2 separate regions of the Homo sapiens genome follow, and region 1 is linked to region 2. A link is a contact called in ENCODE Hi-C data. All regions are on one chromosome and are shown on one strand. Each heading gives the region's core, a stretch centred on a gene start or an enhancer-like site at or near the end of the contact. The rest is flanking DNA. Distances are from core to core; before and after follow the strand shown. Region 1 holds the start of BEX4 (brain expressed X-linked 4). Region 2 holds the start of CSTF2 (cleavage stimulation factor subunit 2).

Evidence for each region. Hi-C counts contacts between places; a loop is a spot of excess contacts on that map. Pooled maps may share reads with other maps.
Region 1: a pooled map shows a loop between it and region 2 (8-fold over the local background). The contact joins the promoter of BEX4 here to the promoter of CSTF2 in region 2. A Hi-C loop is called at or near these places in 5 of 50 pooled maps.

Annotation. Positions count from the first base shown.
Region 1 is chrX:103,209,297-103,217,033 of GRCh38, forward strand. It overlaps BEX4 (brain expressed X-linked 4), which reads left to right and starts at 5,812. Exons shown (of 3, transcript NM_001080425.4): 1 at 5,812-5,942; 2 at 6,386-6,468; 3 at 6,853-7,737. The coding sequence starts at 6,858. The coding sequence ends at 7,220. RefSeq lists a cis regulatory region at 1,783-2,066.
Region 2 is chrX:100,814,562-100,821,811 of GRCh38, forward strand. CSTF2 (cleavage stimulation factor subunit 2) reads left to right here and starts at 5,830. Exons shown (of 14, transcript NM_001325.3): 1 at 5,830-5,913; 2 at 6,966-7,044. The coding sequence starts at 5,856. RefSeq lists enhancers at 5,502-5,561, 5,572-5,621, 5,902-6,061.

The DNA.
Region 1 (7,737 bases), core at 4,562-7,061, 2.4 Mb after region 2:
TATTTATTTTTGAGATGGAGTCTCACTCTGTCACCCAGACTGGAGTGCAGAGGAGTGATCTCGGCTCACTGCAGCCTCTGCCTCCCAGGTTCAAGCGATTCTCCTGCCTCAGCCTCCCCAGGAGCTGGGACTAGAGGCGTGTACCACCATGCCTGGCTAATTTTTGTATTTTTTGGTAAAGACAGGGTTTCACCATATTGATCAGGCTGGTCTAGAATCCTGACCTCAAGTGATTCGCCCACCTCAGCCTCCCAGAGTGCTGGGATTACAGGCATGAGCCACCACACCCGGCCCTGAATTGCACACTTTAAAATGGTGATTTTTCTTTTTTCTTTTCTTTTTTTCTTTCCTTTTTTTTTTTTTTTTTTTTTTTTTTTTGAGATGGAGTCTCGCTCTTTTGCCCAGGCTGGAGTGCAGTGGTGCGATCTCGGCTCACTGCAACCTCTGCTTCCCAGGTTCAAGCGATTTTCCTCCCTCAGCCTACCGAGTAGCAGGCATGCACCCCCATGCTAGGCTAATTTTTTTATAAAATGGTGAATTTTTAATATGGAATTATATCTAAATAAAAGTGCTAAAACCCCAAAATGATATCAGATGTTGAATTGTAGGTAACATCTTATAATTTCTACTGGAATTTTAAGGCATAGTATCTAGAAATGATTTACATTGTAGCATAATTCAAGACTGATAACTCTCTAATCAGTACTTAAGAATTTATACTTTGAACCTTATGAAAAAATAAAGAAAAACAAGAATTTGTACGATATTTTCACTGTTTCAGGTAAGAGTGAGCCTGGAAGGAGTTGGGGAAGAACACACCAGCTTCAGCCTAAATTATTTTTCTCTATTTAATTTGCATATGTTTTTAGCAGGCATTTTAGTAGTCTCCAGTCCAGAAGACATATCATATTCCTCACCTGTGGGGAGCAAGAGTTGGGCAATTCTGAGTCAACATGGCATGCTCAGTTCCCACTGGGTAAATCCGGTAGAGACGGACACGGATATACACACACTCACACACACTCAGCAGAAAGGACTACTGTCCTAAAACTTCTGTTTGACATCAGGGCCCAAACAACATTAAGGCGGTACTCATCTAGTGTGTTAAAAAACAAAACAAAACAAAGCAAAACAAAACAAAAATAACCCTGTTTTTTCTCTGCAGTGGACACCATCTGGGCATCCTCTAACCCAATTCAATTCTGATGTTACCTACCTGGAGATAGCATTAGATCCCACAAGTTGCAGTCTCTGTCCCATAAGACTGTCCCCGCTTCAGACACCAGTGGCAAGTCTCGGCCTCTGGAACTTCTGACCAACCGGCTTCAGGTTAAGATTCCCAAAACCCCTTATTCAGGCTTCATTAATTTGCTAGAGTGGCTCACAAAACTCAGGGACACGTGTGTACTGGCTTATTATGAAGAATATTTTAAAAGATACAGGTAAGCAACCAGATGAAGAGATACATAGGGCAAGGTCTGAAAGTGTCCCGAGCACCGGAGCTCTCGTTCCTGTGGAGTTGGGGTGTACTGCCCTCCCGGCAAGCTGATGAGTTCTTGTTTACCTTCTTGCAGGCCTCCATGAGTTTACCTGTCCAGAGGCTCTCTGTGTCCCATCCCCTTGGGCCTTTTATCAAGATGTCATTAGATAGGCAGGGCTATCATGGACAACCATGTAAAAATGTGATTGAACAAAAAGGGTATAATCTAACACTATTAGACTGAGTAGGGAAACCCAGCAAGGCCTGACTATTCAGATTCTTCTTGGCCTCTCTGTGCAGCATTTCTTCATCCTGGGTATGGGGGAGGACCCCTTCTGAATTGGGGTCTTATTGAGGTAGAGACCCACAGGATTTATTTCCCTGGTCCTGACAGATTAAAGTGAAGAAACGCAAAAACCAGCAGATGGCGACAAAAGCGATCTCTAGCTGCTCTCATTGCTCATTAGTATAAGACGCTCCCACCCAGTGCCACAGTTTACAAAATGCCATGGCAATGGCCCAGAAGTTACTGCTCCTTTCCTAGAAAGTTCTAAATAACCTACCCTTCAATTTGCATTAACCCACTCCCTAATTTGTGTGTAATTGAAAGTGGGAATAAGTGAGTATAAATATAGTTGCCAAGAGCTCATATGTTGCTGATTCTGGGTGCACTGCCTTTGATTTAGCCCTGCTCCACAAAGAGCAGTACTGTTCAAAAACAGGTTGTTGCCCAACACCACTAGCTCACCCTTGATTTATTTTTCGGGGTGAAGCCAAGAAGCCTCCCTGGCTAAGCCCCAAATACGGGAGCTTCCCATTCCTGCATCATTATGACCTACAGTCAGACAAGGTAAATCGGAGAATTTACTTATGGCCACCTCCAAGACAGAAAGGCAGGGGAAAACTAGAGTATATTTTTAGTTTATGTGGTCTGCCTTGGAGAGAAAAAAGGAGTAGGTGAAAGGAGAGCAAGAGAAGGTCAGGGAGAGAAATTCTGTCTTTTGAGGCCTGCTTCTGAAGCCTGAAAGAGCCCCAACATACACGGAAAGACAGTCTTTTTTTTTTTTTTGAGACAGTTTTGCTGTGTCGCCCAGGCTAGAATGCAGTGGTGCGATCTCGCCTCACTGCAAGCTCTGCCTTTCGGGTTCACGTCATTCTCCTGCCTCAGCCTCCCAAGTAGCTGGGACTACAGGCGCCTGCCACTACACCCAGCTAATTTTTTGTACTTTTAGTAGAGATGGGTTTTCACCGTGTTAGCCAGGATGGTCTCGATCTCCTGACCTCATGATCCACCCGCCTCAGCCTCCCAAAGTGCTGGGATTACAGGTGTGAGCCACTGCGCCCGGCCAAGAAAGACAGTCTTTTATGTTTATGGTTCTGAAGCTGTTCCGAAACAAAAGGCCAAATACTTTAATCAAAGATATGCTGATTGTTCTAGCCACTTAGGAAATAACAAAGGCTATGGGAATTATGAGCCAAAAACCACAGATGAATATGTGTATCTCACAGTACCTGTAAGTATAAAATAAAGAAAGAGGTTTTATGCACACCTTTTTTTTTTTTTTTTTTCAGAGAGACCTGCCTCGGCCTCCCAAAGTGCTGGGATTATAGGCGTGAGCCACCACACCTAACCTTTATCCACTTTGTTAGGGACAGAGTGGGTCTCTGGCTCAACAAAAAGCCCAGATAAATCAATGGGGCTTTGGCATATTAGGTCAGCAGAAGGGAAAAGGCCAGTAGAAGGGACAGCAGTATGCAGTAAACATGGAAGTACCTAGGGGAGAAGGAAGGAGACACAAAAGTTGGAGGCACCTGTAAGCCAACTGGACTTGTTTCTGAATACAGTTTAGATAACCTGTAGACACATCTATGCCTGACGGTATTCAGAAATAAAATCAGTAAAACTTTCAACACGACAGCAGAGCATTAAACCAGGAGTAGAACTCTTCTGACATCAGGGCCCTGTGCCACAGCACAAGTCATATACCTATGAAACCTTCCCTGGCTGTGTGTGTTGGCTGATAACAACTTACATCTTTTTTCGGGAGGAGTGAGGGGACAAGGTCTCACTCTGTTGTCCAGGCTGGAGTGCAGTGGTGCTGTCATAGCTCACTGTAGCCTTGACCTCCCGGGCTCAAGCAATTCTCCCTCCTTAGCTTCTCAAGTAGGCGGGACCAAAGTTGCGTGCCACCACACCCAGCTAAATTTGTGTGTGTGTATGCGTGTGTGTGTGTGTGTGTGTGTGTGTGTGTGTATGGAGATGGGGTTCTCCCTATGTTGCCCAGGCTGGTCTCAAACTCCTGGGCTCAAGCAATCCTCCTACCTCAGCCCCCCAAATTGCTGGGATTACAGGCCTGAGCCATACAACTCACATTTTACCTCTTCTCCAGGGAATTGTTCTCTGCCAAATGGGAGCCACCTTGCTCCAGAGACTATGCTCTGCTCCACCTACAGACTTTGATCTGTGACTGACGCTGAGCTACAAAAAGCCAGTGACTTACTGTCAACGTGGGATGACTTGTGTGTGCTTCAGAGTTTTCAGGTGCGATTAACTAAACTTAATCTCTAGTTAAACCCCATTCTTCATCACTGCCCTGCTCCCCAGCCCTGTCCTGCTGCCTTTACTTCCTTTAACCTGAGAGAGCATTACAAGAAACTACATTCATAAGGATCTCTGTTCCAAGTTCTGCTTCTAGGGAGCCCGACCTAAAATAGGAAGGGTCTCTTTATAGAAATATTTCAGCTAAAATCCCAAAAAGAGGAAAACAGAAAGAGTCTTTGCTTTCCCTTGGACAAACTTGAATTGAAATTGAACCCAAATTCCAGGATGCTTTTCTAGAATTAGTTACCATCTTATAGGAACCACAGAGTAAAGAGATAATGTGTTAATGACACCACTGAGATCCAGACTGTAGGAAAATACAGAACAAATGACTATTTCATCAATAATTAAAGAAAAAATTAAAAAATGAAAACCCACAGATTAAAAGAAATTTAGGAAATTTGGCAACCAATCAAAATGCGCATATCTTATTTGTATCTTGATTCAAACAAACTGTTAAAAAAAACTATAATACAATTGGGTATTTGAACACAGATTAGACATAAAATGATATTAAGGAATTGTGAATTATTAAATGTGACAACAGTATTGTGGTTATATGCTAAAAAGAAGAAAACCCTTATCTTGTAGATACATACTTTGAAATATTTATGCCTAAAGTGATATTATGTCTAGAATTTGCTTCAGAAATAATTTTAAGGTTGGGAAGCGGGTAAGATAAAGACGAAATAAGATTGGCCATGAGTTGTTAACTGTGGAATCTGAGTGAGGACTAGTACATGGGGTTTGCATTATACTATTCCATTTTTCCAAATGTTCGAAATTTTCCATTAAAGTTAAGATAAAGTTAAACTATAAAGACTGTTTCTTAAACAAAAAAGGGGCCGGGCGCTCACGCCTGTAATCCCAGCACTTTGGGAGGCCGAGGCGGGCGGATCACGAGGTCAGGAAATCCAGACCATCCTGGCTAACACGGTGAAACCCCGTCTCTACTAAAAATACAAAAAATTAGCCGGGCGTGGTGGCGGGCGCCTGTAGTCCCAGCTACTCGGGAGGCTGAGGCAGGAGAATGGCGTGAGCCCGGGAGGCGGAGCTTGCAGTGAGCCGAGATCGCGCCACTGCACTCCAGCCTGGGCGACAGAGCGAGACTCTGCCCCACCCCCCAAAAAAAGGAACAGAACAGAAAGGTATTAAGAAGAATTAGAAAAAAAATCCACTGTCCTTGACTCATTTCCTGTCCCCCCCCAAACGTTCTGGTGTGGAGAAAAGGATGAGCATTGGTAACAAGTACCACAGTTTGCCATTGGGGTGGGCGGGACTGATGCTCTCTTTATTTAAATTTTTGACATCTTGCTCATCATAAATTTTCTTGCAATAATTGTTTTTTAAAATGTTGCATTAAAATGTTATTTTTCTTGACTGCTGAGGAATTTTGCACCCCTTTAAATTCTGCGCCCGCGTCCTGGTTGGGAGATGTGGGGAAAATCCTGGGAGCCCAGGACAGGGAGAGGCAAGTCCCCACAGAAGTGGGAATGGCCAACAGCTCCCTGAGAAGACAGCTTCCCTCTTGGGGAGGCAGAGGAAGTCCCAAGAATACACAAAGACAGGAGAGTGGAAGGGCCGGCCAGTCTGGAGATACTAAAAGAGACTCCGGATGAGGATAGGGGCTGACCCGAAAGCCCCGCCTGACTCCGGGCTGCAGGAGGGGGCGTGGGACGGGGGCGGAGCCGTTGGCGATGACAACAGCCCCACGTGACCGGCCAACACTGAGTGTTGTCTCGCTCTGGCGTCAGAGCCGTCGTGGCTCGTTCCATTCTCGGCGGTGGTACCTGCTCCCGGTGGCCCTGAGGACGTGTGGGCCAGGGGCGGCCCCGAAATTAGGAAGCGGAGGGGGAGCAGGTAAGGAACCCGGCGGGGGGTCCCTGGGGTTGGTGTGAGGGAGTGGCTCCGGCCTGCGGATGCCCACCCCGGGGGAGCCGTGCGGAGAAGCAATCGGTCCGCGATGCAGCCCCCGGGCCCCGCGGCGGGCCCGCGAGCCTTCCTTGAGCGGAGAGGTGCCCGGCCCGGAGGGAGCCGGCGGTCCTGGGGCTACGACCCTTCGGAAACACCTGCCTACGCCATCAGCGCAAGCTTTTCCGACACCCCTGCCCCGCACTTCTTGGTGCAGAAAATGGTGGTCAGCTTGCGGGGCGGGGCGGCTGAGGCGGGGGGCGAGGGTGGCGAGGAGGGCCAGGGCCAGGGCCAGGGCCAGGGCCTCGGGGCGGGGCGGGGGAGGGGCCGGATGGCGGTAGTTCCTAGCTAGCGTTCTGCTGCAGCAGCCCCCACTTCCCCCACCCCGGCAGTCTGCAGGTCTGCGGGGCTAAGTGTCGCGGCGGCGCACCTCGCGTCAAGAATCCGGAGGAGGAGACTGCAAGGATAGGCCCAGGTCGGTGCGAGGGTCGGTGGTGAGGCGGGGGCCGGAACGTGAGGAAAGCCCAGTCTGAGACCCTAATCCATGCCTTCACCCTCGCCCCCCTCTACCCCATGCAACCCTCCCCTTCCCACACGCCATCCTCGTCCTCCATTTTGCTGCCTGCGGAAGCCTGGAGATGGATCTACAGGGAAAATGGTGGGCTTTGCGGAAGGGAGGGGCTCGGATTGAGGGCACCCCACAGGGCATACTGGCTTCTCAGGTGGAAAAAAATGAAATGTTAGAGTATAAAGTCAAGTCCAGGGCTCTGAATTTTAAAAGGTGCCTAGTAGGGCCTCTGTCCTCAGTGCTTATCAGTCCACCAAGAATTCAGCCCATTTTCTCTCTCTTGTCTCCTAGGAGTAATGGAGTCCAAAGAGGAACTAGCGGCAAACAATCTCAACGGGGAAAATGCCCAACAAGAAAACGAAGGAGGGGAGCAGGCCCCCACGCAGAATGAAGAAGAATCCCGCCATTTGGGAGGGGGTGAAGGCCAGAAGCCTGGAGGAAATATCAGGCGGGGGCGAGTTAGGCGACTTGTCCCTAATTTTCGATGGGCCATACCTAATAGGCATATTGAGCACAATGAAGCGAGAGATGATGTAGAAAGGTTTGTAGGGCAGATGATGGAAATCAAGAGAAAGACTAGGGAACAGCAGATGAGGCACTATATGCGCTTCCAAACTCCTGAACCTGACAACCATTATGACTTTTGCCTCATACCTTGAATCCTAAAAGTTTTCGCTGAGGTTAATGTGAACACTGCTTTACAAGCTTGTATTTTTGTGATTTACTTTTTCTGTAAGCCTTTTGGGGTTTACACTTACCAGTTTCTAATGGAAATTAGAATTCTAATTGAATATTGTTTTGTCTCAGCCTAAAAGTTACGGTCAGCATGGCAATTCACCTATTTTAGGAAAAATACTCTTTTCATAATATGAAATGCATAAAGCAGTTCAAAAAGCAGTCTGTATTCCATCATCTTCCTTTTTCATTCCAGTCCTTATTTTTGTAAGTATTACTTTTCCTCCTCCGGCTACCTGGACTCAAAATCTCAGTTGTCTTTGACAGTTTTTTTCTTGTCCCTGACCAAAAAAGAATGATCATACCCAGAATTCAATGTTTGATATTTTAAGAATGTATGTTCTAGTGTTTTTCAGAGTGAGTCTACCATCTGTATAAAAACACCTTGGGGGCAGGCAGGGGCATTTAAAAATGTAGGACCTATCGTCCAGACTCACAGAG
Region 2 (7,250 bases), core at 4,580-7,079:
GATATGGAGAAATTGGAACTCTTGTGCATTGCTGTAGGAATGTAAAATGGTGCAACCACTGTCAAAAAGAGTATGACAGTTTCTCAACAGATCAAACATAAAATTACCATGTATATTAGTCAAGGTTCTCCACAGAGACAAAACCAATAGGCTATATATAGAGAGAAAGATACAAGAGGGGATTTATTAGGGGAATTGGCTCATGTGATTATGGAGGCTGATAAGTCCCACAACAGGCTTTCTGCAAATTGGAGACCTTAGAATGCCAGTAGCATGGCCCCATTCAAGTCTGAAGGCATGAGAACCCAGGGGGCTGCTAGAGTCCAAAGGATAAAGAGCCTGGAGTGCTGATGTCTAAGGGCAGGAGAAGAGTGTATCCCACCTGCAAGAGCGAGAAAAATCTCTCTGCTATTTTTGTTCTATCCTGGCTCCAGCTGATTAGATGGTGCCTGCCCACATTGAGGGCAAATCTTCCCCACTTAGTCCACTCACACTCACATGCCAATATCCTCTGTAAACACACTCACAGAAACACCAAAAAATAATGCTTCACCTGTTCTCTAGTTATTCCTTAATCCAGACAAGTTGACACCTAAAACTAATCATCACACCATGGGACCTAGCAATTCCACTTCTGGGCACAAAAGAACTGAAAGCCGGGACTCAAAGAGATACTTGTATACCCATGTTCATAGCAGTATGATTCACAATGGCCAAAAGGTGAAAGCAACCCAAGTGTCCATTAACAGATGAATAAACAAAATGTGTATTTATATATAATATATATACAATAAAATATTCAGTCTTAAAAACTAAAGAAATTCTGACACATGGATAACATAGATGAACCTTAAAGACATTATGCTAAGTGAAATAAGTCAACCACAGAGGGACAAATATTGTATGATTCTACTTACATGATGTACCTAGAGTAGTCAAATTCATAGAGACAGAAAGTAGAACAGTGGTTGTTAGGGGCTACGAGGAGGGGATGGGCAGTTAGCATTTAATGGGTATGAAGTTTCATTTTGGGAAAATAAAAAAATTCTGGAGATGAATGGTGGAGACTGGCGCACAACAATATGAATGTACTTAATGACCCTGAACTGTACACTTAAAAATGGCTAAAATGGTAAATTTTAAGTTATTTATATTTTACTACAAAAAAAAGGTAACATACTAAAATGATCTCATGGGTTTTGTGAGAATCAAATGAGATCCATGTAGAGAAGCCTTGTAGTCTATATAGCCCTTCGCAAATGTTAGCTCTTCTTAGTCATTATCACTCCATTTTCCCCAATCTGATACCATTATCCACACACTTTACCCAGCCACACTTACCCAACAGCACACTGTTTGAGTTTGAGTGCTATCTGGTGAATACTCATCTTCATTTTGCTAAACCCTGGATGCCATGTGCTAGCCAACAATATCCTATTGTTCTGGTTCTTAAACAAAACAAAATCTCAAAGACTTCTTCCTCTTACCTAGTTTTACCCAATGATTGGCTTTGAAGCAGTCCTTATTCAGTAATAAGAGGTCACCATGCCATGGCCAAGAATAGGGCAAATCTTCCTCCAATTCAGTTGAACTCCCTGGCCGTCTAGCAAACAACATATCTCATAACACATCCTTTGAGCAGGTGAACAACTCTGAACCTTCTTTGAAGGAACAGGATTCTGGGAAAGGAATAAAAGAAATGCATGCAGTGTGTATTGAGAATAAAATCTATTAGCTAAGAAATAAAAAATGAAAATGCTACAACATGATCAGTTTTGATGGACTAGACAACTCTCTGTAGAGTAGCCACAGGGCTGAACCCTCAAATATTCCCAGAAAGTATAGACATTGCTGTAGAACCAGCCTGATAATGCAGCAGTGCAGAACTTAAGAATGATATTTCTTTCTAGAAAGCAGACCAATTGATATCTTCATCCTGTTATTGATCAGAATCCACGTCAGCATTCAGGTGCTCTCTGGCTACAAGTTTCCTTAGCTCTTGCAGGCGCTGCTCATTGAAGATTTCTCTTAACACAGGTAATGCTACCAGTCTCATCTGGCACCTTTTTCATGCAATGACAACTATCCAGGAGTTGCTGCCTTTCCAGATATCCCCTGCGAGACCAATGAGGGATTTTATTCCATGACTCTTTGAAGAGGTTCAAACATGGATCAAACATGAAGTAGTATGTACCCCAGCCTTAGAAATTTAATCTTTTATGACTGGGAGAAAGAACCCAAGTCTCTGTGCCTTCACAGTCTTGAATATCTCTGCTTGTTTCACTTACGTTTACCTCACTCAAGATTCTTAGTGTCATCGACATGACTGGTTAAGAACTCAGGACTTTTCAACAAAGTTTTCTGCCAGTGCCCCACAAATCATGACTGTGGTCTCCCAAATTCTTTGATTCTCCACTAGGTTCCCTTTCTCCTCCATTCAAAGCCCCAAATAACATTTACCCTATATATTTAGTCCCGTTTTTTGTAGAAATGCTTCTTTGCTTGTGTTCCCCCTACCTTTTCATATCATACCTACATCGTTAACTGAGGCTCAGTCATAACATCAACAACAGCATGAAACATCCCACCTTCTGTCTTCATTTTGCTATAAACTGGAGGCAAAGGAAATGCTGTCACTCAGGGAGTATATCAATGAAGGGAAAGACTCTCACAAGACAGGCACTGAGGCAGGAGTCACTAGCACACAGTGTATAAGTGAAATCTAAATATAAAAAAGCAAGCACTTGGGATACATCCCTTGCACACACCTCCTCTTTTATAACCAGTAGAGTGAAGTTGGTTGCTGAAGTCACAGAATCAATAGTCTATTTCCCACAGACGGCTGATGATAGCAGAACAAGCCCTGGCTAAGTCCCCCACCCTTTTCTTGAGTAGCTCATTGTTATGAGCCACGGACCCACCATCACCAGGTCACATGTTCTGTACTCTTTCCTAAAAACAGTGACAAAATATGCTGAGCCATCCATATTTCCTCAGTTACATTGAGAGGCAGGAGATATAACAATTAAGCAGTCTCTGGAGCCAGAGCAACCTGAGCTCAAACCATGCCTTAGCTTGCTTGTTGTGGGACCTAGGCAAAGTTACTGAAACTTCTTTAGACATGTTTATCAATAAAATGGGTACAGTTGACTGGCTCCAAGATTTCTTGACCTCTTGATGTATTTGCCCTGCATAATTCCTAAGACTGTGATTATAATGGATTTTACTCTTATGATTAGGTTTTCACATAGCACAGTTGACTTTAATACAGGGAGATTATCTGGGTAGGCCTTGCCTAAACACAAGAGCCATTTAAAAGCAGAGTTCTCCCCAGCTGGTCAAAAGAGAGAATCTCTGGTCAGAGATTCACAGCATAAGAAGGTTTCAATGTGCCATCACTGGCTCTGAGATGTAGAAACCCACATGTAAGGACCAAAAAGAAGCCCTTAGGAGCTAAGAGCTACAGCCCTCCAGCCAATAGCCAGCAAAGAAACAAGGACCTCGGTCCTACAACCACAGCCAACCAAATTCTGCCAACAAGAAAAATGAGCTTGGAAGCTGATTCTTCTCCCAAAGATTCCAGATAAGAGTACAACACCTTGATTTCAGCCTTGTGAGATCCTAAGCAAAGAACCCACTCATGTCCACCCAAACTTCTGACCTACAGAACTGTGAGCTAACAAATGAGTGTTGTAAGCCACTAAGTTTGTGGAAATTTGTTACACAGCAATAGAAAACTAATACAATGAGGACACAGCAAGTGCTTAATAAATGTTAGCTTTTATTATTACTAACTCATTGGGATCAGCTACACAGTTGTAAGAAGGCTAAAGTAAAAATTATTTATGCAAGGCTGGCAGTGCAACATAGCATTCAGATCCAGGGTCCATTTGGTCTAATATGGCTGATATTAAGTGTTTCTCAAGGGGAGAGACATTATTGGCATTCAGTGGGGGGAGGGGTTCATCCTGTAGAACTGCCTTGGACATGGCAGTCCATTTATCATCTCTGGCTTCTCTTCCCCTAGCAGTAGTCATTGCAACAACTGAAAATGCCACTGTACATTTCCAAAAATGCTCCTCCACAAGGGTTGAGAACTTTGAGAACTACTTTAAGGGAAATTTCATAAGAAAGCATGCGTGTCTTAAATGCTGCCATAAAGCTACCTCAATAACTACAATGCTACTCAAATTACCTGACCCTAAGAATCGCCAGTGGCACTTGTTTAAATATAACGATTCCCAAGTTCTTTCCCTGGAGTCCCATTCCATAGGGCTGGGGTGGAGCCCCAGGAATCTATACTCTTACTCAAAGACCCCAGGTTAATCTTTTGTTTATGTAAGTTTGCCAAACACTGAGTTAGAAATATACTCAGCCGTACATGCATTTAGCAAAAGTTCACCACAACGGAACAATGACACACCAAAACTCTTTGAAACTGTGCCTTCTACAGAGCTGTAAATCTCCTTTTGGACCATTCCATTACACAAGGTGTCCTCTTGGTCACACAGTGATTGCAAATGGGACTCTAGAGTCATGGAAATGGGTATACTCTTCTCAAACTTTCCATCTTTACCAGAATTACTTCTTAAAGTGATATGCTTCATGGTGTAAACTAGCACTTATTAATTTTTTCTAAATATTTATCATATTTCATATACTTTTATTTTGGAGATGGAGTTTCGCTCTTGTTGCCCAGGCTGGAGCGCAATGGCAGATCTCGGATCACCGCAACATCCATCTCCCGGGTTCAAGCGATTCTCTGGCCTCAGCCTCCTGAGCAGCTGGGATTACAGGCATGCGCCACCACGCCCGGCTAATTTTGTATTTTTAGTAGAAAAGGGGTTCTCCATGTTGGCCAGGCTGGTCTCCAACTCCCGACCTCAGGTGATGCGCCCGCCTCGGCCTCCCAAAGTGTTGGCATTACAGGCATGAGCCACCGCGCCCGGCCCATATACTTTTAATACATGTGGAATTAATAAAAACGTCCATGCCTCCAATTCCGTGGCTATTTTACCGTCTTCCTTTTTCGGACAAGTCCCTCAAAGGTAGCGCTCTTGGCTCCTTCCTTTGCTTATCCCCTAACCCTGTCCTCCTGAGGTGCCCCCTGGATTTCCTCCAACCCCGGCAGGGTCTGCCTTTCCGGGATGATACAACGACCTGCCCTGCATGCCATATCCCAGGCGCGTGGGCACCAAAGTGTGGAAAAACCGATGAATGACGTTTTCTGTTTCCGATACTCTGCCTGCCAGAATCCCCTGCCGCACCGCCCCACCACGAAGCACATGGAACCCACGGACTACACGAGGACAGAGGTCTGTTCTCCCTTTACCTCTCCCATTTCTTTAACTATGCTTCTCTCGGCTGGCATGCCCTTTCCTCATCTCACTCCACACACGAACAGGTTTAGCAAATAATATGCACGCTGCTGGGACGGGCCCAAGCATTTCCCTCCCTTGATAGGGCGGAACTAAAATGCAAGCCCCACAGTTGTCAGCAAAGGACTTCCCTGTTACCATGGTAAAGCCGCTGCGCCTTTATTGTGGTTGAGGAGTACTTGCATCAACCTAAGAGAAAATTAATAAGAAGGAAGTCTGCAGGCTGAAACCCTTCAAATTAGCCTGGACTCGCCTGCATCTGGCTCGGAACAGAGTTAATCTCAGGAGTGAGAATATAGCCCTCCGGTGGACGCAACTCGCGCCTGCGGCTAACAGAATGTCTCCAGGGGAGGGGCTCTGCGTCCGTTCCGCCCAGGCCCTTCCGGCTCACGCGCCGTACGGAAGCGTGCTCAGCGCTGGGCTTGTGCTCCGTACGGAAGTGTGCTTTGGCGCACCGGAAGCCGACTCAACAGAGCTATGGCGGGTTTGACTGTGAGAGACCCAGCGGTGGATCGTTCTCTACGTTCTGTGTTCGGTGAGAGGAATTCGTTGTAGTCAAGCTTCGGGGAGGGACTCCCCTCTGCACCTTCTATCTCATGAATCGCTACCGGAGCCGCTGACGGTTCGGACGTGCAGTTCTCCCTGCTTATCCTGTAGGGCGTCCAACCTGGTGGACTCATGAGCAAAGAGATATTCCCATTCTGCCGAGGTCTCGTAGGCTTTCCGCAATATCAGTGGGGAAGTTAGACTAGCGTTCAGCTTCTGTGCGTTTCTCCTTTCATGAGCTTCAATTATTCTCTAGAGGAGAAGGCTCACGGTAACAGCTCCTCACTGTCCCGTACTACTTCTCATCCTCTGCCCCAGAATACAGACTATATGCTGAGGGTATAGATCCTAGTGTCCACTTACTGTCCTCTCCTAAGGACTTTCATCCTTTGCTTTTTATCTGTAACATTTTAGTGCATCAATAGTGGTAGCGGCCACCTGGTGTCCTGAGATGGCTTGTAAGTGAATGAATGAATGAACTATTAAGATCTCCTCAGAGGAATTTTAAAAAGGATCGAAACGATTCTGAATTATCTTTTTGGCTGAAATAAGTTGTTTTTAAAAATACGTGTGATTATTTTAGAGTACCATTTGAAAGGGACATGACAAAGTAGTTCAGAATACTTTTTAAACATCTTTCACTACATTCATCGTCATTCTCCCTTAAATGTTGTATGTGTGGAAATACATAGGAACCTGTTTTAAAAATTATATTAAATAACATTGATATTTTTTGTAGTCACTGATGAGACTTGCAGATCTTTAGGTAAATACCAGTGCCAAAGTATTTATTTGCACCAAAGTTAAGGAAAATCTAACACGTGTCAGATCAGTCTGAGAACTAACATTTGAGAGTACCTACACATTTTGTATTTAGTTTCAGTGGTATATTTCCTTTGTTAAGAGGTCTGAAGAAATACAATGGAATTGGGATTGGAGAACACTATTTTGAGTCTTATATTTGATGATATAAGTTTACTTTCTCACTAAAGATCTATGTTATAAACTCAGAATTTTAATGTTACCTATTTTCTTCCTTAGTGGGGAACATTCCTTATGAAGCTACTGAAGAGCAGTTGAAGGACATCTTTTCTGAGGTTGGACCTGTTGTTAGTTTCAGGTGAGATCCCCTTTTCCTTCATGGTGGGAGCTTCTTAAAAATCACCACAGATTTGGCTCTTAGTAATAATGGCAGGTTTTCTTTACTGGTGACTTTTCACATACATTTTGTTCTTGTAACAGCTTTATTGAGATATAATTGATACACTATACAATTGACATTTATTCTTACCTAAAATATGTTTTTTTCGTTAAAAATGTTTTTTA